Linked DNA regions of Homo sapiens: region 2 is linked to region 1. A link is an interaction called in ENCODE POLR2A ChIA-PET data of the cell type or tissue named here. Cell type or tissue: B cell. All regions are shown on one strand. Region 1 overlaps XXYLT1 (xyloside xylosyltransferase 1). Region 2 has its middle 20 kb from the start of ATP13A3-DT.

Region 1 (4,000 bases):
CTAGATGGCAATAAGGTGATTATTTATTGTTAGTTTTGCTAAATGTAATAAAAATAGCGCATTTAATACAAATAGTACTTTCCAGCCAGTTGCGGTGGCTCACACCTGCAATCCCAGCACTTTGGGAGGTCGCGGTGGGAGGATCACTTGAGGTCAGGAGTTCAGGACCAGCCTAAGCAACATGGTGAAACCCCATCTCTACTAAAAATACAAAAATTAGCCGGGCGTGGTGGCACGTGCCTGTAATCCCAGCTACTCAGGAGGCTGAGGCAGGAGAGTCACTTGAACCTGGAAGGCAGAGGTTGCAGTGAAAGATTTGGCCATTGCACTCCAGCCTGGGTGACAGAGCAAGACTCCGTCTCAAAAAAAAAAAGTACTTTTCTGTTAGAGAGACTTATCAAAATATTTAAAAATAAAATAAGATCTGGTATTTGCTTCTGGGGGAGAAGGCGATGGGTGGGAGTCGAGATGAAAAGGGGCAGGCCATGAGTTGGTAACTACTGAAGCCGGTGATGAGTACACAGGCATTCATTATGCTCTCCTCTCTCCTTCTGTGGATATTTGAAATTTTCCATAATAAAAGGTGGAGGGGGAAAAAAAAAGGCCCACGGAGGATGTTCAGTGCCTCGCCATCAGTAAGAGAGAGAAACAAGGCTTTAACCTGGGTCTTCAGACCCTTCTACCACAGGCTGAGCCAGCCTGGAAGAGCCACGAGGGCAGGTGAGGAGCTGCCCCGGGCAGACTGTGGGATGGCTCGCGGGTCTGAGGAGCGCCTGGGGCATCGGGCCTGCAGGTCCCATGTTGTTGCTCCCTAATCAGCATATGGTGTGCAAAGCAGCCCCACACACAGTTGGTGGCACTGCAGATGGAGGCCACCAGGCCCGGGAGACTCAGCTACATCAGAGATGCCACACGTCTGGCTGGGCAGGAGGGCTCCAGGAAACAGCCAGCCCTGCCCTTCTTCAACAGAGGGTTTGGAGGTTCTCAGGCAACAGGAAAACAGTGACTTTATTCTACTCACCTTGGAAAGTGGGACCGACAGACAGGCCTTCTGTTATGTGCAAGATGTTCTACCTTGTACAAGAGGTGTACACTCTATGGAAAAAAGATAGCCTTGCTCAAATACCACATCCTCCTCAAAGCCTTCCCCAAATTCCTTAGCCAAAGGTGCCGCCTCCTTGGCACTTCACAGCTCTCTCTGTGCTGAGATCCCCTTGTATCAGTTACCTACTGCTGCATAACAAGTTAACCCAAAACTTAGCAGCTGCAAACAACAAATATTTATTTATCTTACAGATAAATAAATAAGCTGTAAGATAAATATGTTATTTATCTGAGACAATTCAGGCAAGCTTAGCCTCTGGCCCACGGGCTGCAATCAAGGTTGGCTAGGGCTCAACTATGTAAAGACTCAATTCCCCTCTCACTCGTGTGGCTGCTGGTGGGCCTCAGATCCTCCCTGGCTGCTGGCCAGAGACATCAGTTCCTCACCATGCAGGCCTCTCCACAGGGCAGCTCATATCATGGCAGCTGAATTCCTCCAGGCAAGGCTCAGAGAGAGAGACAGAAAGTGCCCAAGACAGAAGCAGCAGGCTTTTATAACACAGTCCCAGAGTGACAGGCCATCACTTTTGCCAGATTCTATTCACTAGAAGCATGTCAATAAGTCCAGCCTACATCAAGGGACAGGGACCCACCAGGGCACGACTCCTAGGAGGCAGGGATGACCGGGGGCCGTGTTAGAGGCTGCCCACCACATACCCCAACAGAGGTGGTATTTGGATGACACCTATTCCTTTCTTTTTTGTATGACAGGTGTTTGTACATTTATGTAAATGTCCAATTCCCCAACTAGAAAGTGAAGTTGTGAGGGCAAACCGCACATCTGACTCACATCTGTTCCCCTCCCCTCCTGTGCCTAGCACAGCACAGCATCCAGTCTCGGTGTCAGCTCTATATCTGAGAGTGGCAGTCAGCCCACCTGCCCACTGCCCACACGCCTGCCGAAGAGGCCCAGCTGGCTGCGTGTGGCACCACATGGTCCCACCTGCTCTGGTCCTGGCTGACTGGACCAACCACAACAAAAAAAATGAACAACGTATGACCTGCAGGCTGGCCTATGGGAAAATACCAAGAGACAACGCTCGTGACGGGAAAGTCACAACAAAGGCCATGCAAGCTTCAGTTCTGCAGGAACAGAAAAGCACATTTTTAGAAGGCAGCTGTAGAGAGGAGAAAATAAAGAAGTGTAGACAGAAACAATTATTCCATTAGAGAAAGAGAGAGAAGAAATCACCAAAAGATGGGTCCCAGAGCTACCCCTAATAAACCCTCTGTCACTGAGCTGAGCTGCATGAGTCCCACTTTCTCACGGGGGAGCGAGGTGAGGGAAAAGGAAGGGCAGACAAAGAGCGTCCAGAGTCCCCGGGAGGTCACTGGGCGAGGGCCACGACACCCAGCAGGGGGCTTGCAAGAGGAGTTTCCTTGAGGTTAGCTCCCAAATCAGCTCACAATCAGAAGCTCACTCCCATCCTAGGTGCCGTGAATTCTCCAAATTTCACAGGTCTGTGATTAAGGACTATGACAAACCTTATTATGTGATCAATGATGCTTTAAAAGAAAAAATACTGTACCTGACTCCCCCAACCCAAGACAGAAGGGAAGCCATCGCCCACCTCCCCTTACGTGGCTCACTCGCCTCTCAGGGGGAAGCTATCTCCCAGAGTGTAAGATGCCAGTGGGGTTAGGACAGGAACCGGCTCACCCTGTTAAGAAGCCAGTCCTCACTAGGGCAAGAAGCCTGTATGGAGGACAGACAGAGGAAGTGCAAAAGCCAAGGGTTAAGGCAGAGGAGACCTACGCCAGGTCCCCGGAGACAAGCCGCTCTCAAACTGTCTTGTCATCGAGTGCCACACCCGCTGGACCCCACTCACGTGGTGGAGTCACTCCGCTGCTGCGTGCTCCTGTCCACACAGGGTGGGAATCCTCCTCACCCCCTCGGCCCCATCAAGGGCTTTCAGATTTTACAGAAACGTTCCGGCTCTTGCCATCTCAGCCACATCAGGCCCGACTTAGGACCCTCTGGGACCTTTACAACCCCAGAGGTCAGTGTCAGGCAGCCCCACCGAAGCCGCACACTTGGGCCCTCCTGACAGGCAGAGCCGGTGACAGGGCTCGGGCGAGGCCTTCAAGCCAGAACGGAGAGCTCAGCAAGCCCAGGCAGTGGGACGGCAGAGTGTGGGTCTGAACCAGAGAAAAAGGCTGCAGCACAGGAGGGATGACCGGGGAGCAGCAGGAACGCTGACCAGGAAAACCCGCCAGGCAAGGGGAGGCCGGGCCCACACCCTGCAGCCCACTCTCTCTGGAGGCCCAGCTATCGCCCGGAATATTCCAAAGGCTATCCAGAAGCCAGAGTAAGGGGACAGAAAACGGAAAAGCAGGCCCGAGACTCCGTCCAAGGCGGCTGACCAGCAGGACCTGGCCATCAGCAACTACACACAGGACTTGAGTACAGAAATGAGTCTTCTCCAGCCAGGGACAGTGCACAAAGTTCGGGACAAAGAGAAGACGCTCAGCAGAGTCAGCCCCAGAGGCGGCTTGGCAAACACACCAGAGGGACACACAGGGATCTGACACCATCTGGGCAGCAGCAGCTGCAGTCCAGGCTGAGGCCCCGGCCGCCCGCACACCCTGGCCCAGAATGCCTGCTCGGCCCCTCCCCCAGCCTTCACCCCAAGCCTTCAAGGCTAACCTCTCCTCATCCTCCTCAAAGCTTCCTCTCTGTGCCCTGACAGAACTGACAGCACCTGGTGCATTCTCCGTGCAAACAACCCCCACACCCCGCTGAAGTCAGGACAGGACAGGACGCTGCTCTGCTGACCTCTCGCCTCTTGCTCCCTGTGTGACACCCACTCACTTGGGGTCCCTCCACCAACCGGAAGGTGAGCTCCCCAAGGGCAGGACTGCTGTCGTGCCCCAGTGCCCTGAACACAGTGGGCAG
Region 2 (4,000 bases), 700 kb before region 1:
ATGTGTAACATGGCAAACCCTTGTCTCTACAAAAAAACACAAAAATTAGCCAGGCATGGTGGCGCACACCTGTAGTCCCAGCTACTCGGGGGGCTGGGGCAGGAGGATCACCTGAGCCCAGGAGGTTGAAGCTGCAGTGAGATGTGACTGTGACGCTGCACTCCAGCCTGGGCGACAGAGTGACAGACCCTGTCTCAAAAAAACAAACAAAAACAAACAAACAAAAAGATTTGCCAAGAACTACAGAACTCTCGAGAGAAATGGAGAGCTTAAAAAAAAAATTCTAATCTGTTATCTCATTTGAGCCCAATAATCCATCAAAAATAAAACTGTTGTTATTTCATTTTTTAGATGAGGAAATTGAAGTCCAGAGAATAAAAATAGTCAACTTCCAGACTAAATTCCAAATTCAGTGTTGATCCTTTCACAGCGAGGGAAAATGGGTCTGTTTCTCTCCCTGTCTCTATATAACCACAAATCCCTCCCTAGGTGATCCTCCCTGGGGATGGAGTCCTAGAAAGCCAAAGACAGTCTTCTAAAGAGCCAACAGCCTAAATTGGCATTTAATCCAGTCAACATCTAGAAAATGGATTACTACTTCCCAGATTATGTTGTACTTTAATTAAAGCTCGCAAATTACTTTTAGATCTAGTTTCTCCTTTGCAAGGAATACAGGCGATAGAGGAAGAAGTTAGAGGACACTAGCAGTCACATCCAGAAGCAGGACATTCTATAAGACATGGTCTTTACTGAAGGAGCAGGATTGAAAAAAAAGACAAATGGTCTGAACTTTTCTGAAGAATCATTATCAAGAAAATAAACAATCAAAAACAAAACCATGGAGAGATGGTTTCAGAAAAAAATAGACTAGCAAAACCTCAGAATCAAATGTAATATGTGAACCTTGATTGGATCCTGGTAATGTGTAAAAGGAATTATGTTGAAGGAATTCTTAGAATGAAGGGAATTTGAATGTGGCTGGATATGAGTGTAGAGGTCAGTTTGTTAGAGTTGTAAGAATCAAAATGGAGTCACTTGTGTTTAAAAACAAAACAAAAAACTGACAAATGGAGCCAGAGAAGGCTATGAAGGGAGAGTTCTCGTGCATAAGTGCCTGAAAACAAAAACTATCACAAAAGTCTGCAAAAATTGCAACCTTGCACACAGGTCATCGGAGCCTTACACAAAAAAATACTTCTGCGAGGACATCTGCCAAAACAACTGGCTGTTCAACCTCAAACTGGCGTCACCCTTGTTACTGATCTTTGTTGGCAAGGATAATTATCTCAAAACAATTATATAATCCTCAGTTTTCCTTTAAAAACCTTCGTCTTCTTTAACCTTTACATAGTTCACTATGGCATGCATATTCCCATTGCAATGATACATACCCAGATGAATATTATTTTTTTAGAGTGCCTCTCTATTTGATATTTAGGTCAACTAGTGTTAATTTTCTGGTATAACAGGAAACTGTTCTTATTCTTAAAAGATACATGCTGAAAATATTTTGGGATAAAGTGTCATGATTGCTGTAACTTTCAAAGGGTCAACAACAACAAAACGATGATATTGGTAAAGTATTATATATAGAGAAAATATTAACATTTTTAAAAATTTAAATGAAAGATGTACAGGAGTGTGCTGTACTGGTCTTCCGTTTCTCTGAATGTATGAAACATTTCCATAATAGAAAGTTGTGGGGAGCCAGGCATGCTGGTTCACACCTGTAATCCCGGCACTTTGGGAGGCCAAGGCAAGCGGATCACCTGAGGTCAGGAGTTTGAGACCAGCCTGACCAACATAGTGAAACCCCTGTCTCTACTAAAAATACAAAAATTAGCCGGGCGTGGTGGCAGGTACCTGTACTCCCACCTACTCAGGAGGCTGAGGCAAGAGAATTGCTTGAACCTGGGAAATGGAAGTTGCAGTGAGCCGAGATTGTGGCATTGTACTCCAGCTCTGTCTCCTTTTGAGACAGCAAGACTCCGTCTCAAAAAAAAAAAAAAAAAAAAAGGAAAGTTGGGGGAAATGATCAAGCCTCCTTAATGCAGGGATTCTGAATGAGTAGTTCATGGTTCACCTTGCAGGGAGATGGGGCCCCATGGTTGTGCTTTAAGGATGCTGTGGACTCCCTACAATGTCAGCAACTGCTGTGTGCACCTGTAGCTCTCCATTTCTCTCGAGAGAAGTCCTGTAGTTCTTCGCAAATCCTTTTCAAAGGGGACTCGTGATTCCAGAAGCATCGAAGCCTTGAGGCTTGCCTGGAGATTTTAGGTCTGGTGGCTGCAGATGCATATGAGATGTGGACTGCAAGATATTTCTCTACTGTTCAAATCACGTGTTGGAGGCGACTCCCTAAAGTCATAGGATCTCAAAATTGAAAGGAGCCTTAGGAATAACCTAGTTTTCAGCACCGAAGCGAAGCTCTCAAGACTTTGTCAAAGGTCAGGCAGTTAACTTAATGGCCGCAGGAAAAGCAAAGTCCAGGTCTCCCCTCTGCTTCTGCAAAGAACCGGTTCTGTTGGTCCAGTCGCTTGAGTTCCTACATGAACCCAAAAAAACCAGTGAACATCCTTCTGCAGGCTACAAAGCACTACGATCTGCTTCCCTCCCTACCTCCTTCTCCTGACATCCCCTCCTCCTGTCCTGCCCAGGTTCACTCCTCGCCCACCACGTGGTCTGCTTAGGGCTCCCACACAGCAAGCATGTGCCCCCTTAGGGCCTGCGTCCTGGCTGCTCCCTCTCCTCGCTGCTCTTCCTCCCAGTACTCGGTTGGTTACTGCCCCATCTTCGTCAAGCTGCCCACGTCTCACCTACTCCATGTGATTTACCCTGACCGCCCTGTTCAACACTGTAACTCCCTCCACCCCCGCCCCCCACCCCACCAGCAATACTCAGTTCCGCTGCTTATTTTTCCCATAGCACGTGTCACCTTCTAATACCCTATACAATTTGTCAGTTTTTTCCATTTGAGTATAAGCTCCACCAGGGCAGAGATCTTTGTTTTATTTGCTGATATATCCCAAGAGCCTAGAGCAATGCCTGGCACAGAGAAGGTACTCAATACCGAAAACTCTTTTCTTTTTTTTTTTTTTTTTTGAGGCAGAGTCTCACTCTGTCACCTAGGCTGGGGTGCAGTGGCACGATCTGGGCTCAAAGCAACCTCTGCCTCCCAGGTTCAAGCGATTCTCCTGCCTCAGCCTCCTGAGTAGCTGAGACCACAGGCGTGCGCCACCGCACCCAGCTAATTTTTTTGTATTTTTACTAGAGATGGGGTTTCACCATGTTGGCAGGGCTGGCCTTGAACTCCTGGCCTTAAGTGATCAGCCTGCTTTGGCCTCCCAAAGTGCTGGGATTACACCACGCCCAGCCACAATACTGAAAACTTGCTGAATGAATGAATGAATATTCTCTCTCTGAAAATTAGGACATAATTCCAATTTAAGTCCCGATAAAAGGAGCCACGAAGAGGCAAAAGAATTAGGCAGGAAAGGTTGGGGTAGTGGTTACACTAGATGCTTTACAGTTATTTATAGGGCAGGACTTAAACTCTTGGTTTGATAAAATATATGAAGGAGCATATAACTGACAGCTCAGCTCCGTTTTGCAAAGTGTCAGCCAGCACTTCTCTCTACACAAAACAGATTAGTAACATCTCTTCCTGCCAGAGGGCTTACATGTTGCAATTCTCTTGTAAAAAGTTTCTGAATATTTAATAGTTGAAGTTGAATGACTTTCTAATAGGGTGTTGATTTACTACATCACTGACATAATTAAGAGGTATCAATTCAGGTCTGTTGGGATTAAGTTTATAACCCCCAAAGGTAAGCTTTCCGAGCCAAGCAAGTCAGAAAACAACAAGCACGTGATGCAGAGGAACATTGACACACCAGCTGAAGCCTCTGCAGCTGTGTTTTCCTAAGATTCCCACCTTTGCTGCAGGCCCAGTGGGTGTCACCTTGTTCTGAGTGTGGGAGTGAAGCTACGGTGAACCCAC

Evidence for each region. Peaks named below come from ENCODE experiments on the same cell type or tissue, not always from the same donor. Only the 100,000 strongest peaks of a DNase experiment are listed, where the experiment ranks them.
Region 2: POLR2A ChIA-PET joins it to region 1 with 11 read pairs; 2 of 35 experiments call an interaction of 5 or more read pairs at or near these places.

The regions. Positions count from the first base shown.
Region 1 is chr3:195,206,404-195,210,403 of GRCh38, forward strand. All of the region lies in intron 2 of XXYLT1 (xyloside xylosyltransferase 1), which reads right to left. Among named protein-coding and RNA genes, the nearest start is that of XXYLT1-AS2, 61 kb to the left of the region's middle. RefSeq lists enhancers at 295-822, 823-1,348. In B cell, no CTCF peak of the experiment used is centred here; a DNase peak (open chromatin) is centred at 2,051.
Region 2 is chr3:194,505,046-194,509,045 of GRCh38, forward strand. No RefSeq gene overlaps it. Among named protein-coding and RNA genes, the nearest start is that of ATP13A3-DT, 20 kb to the left of the region's middle. In B cell, no CTCF peak of the experiment used is centred here; no DNase peak of the experiment used is centred here.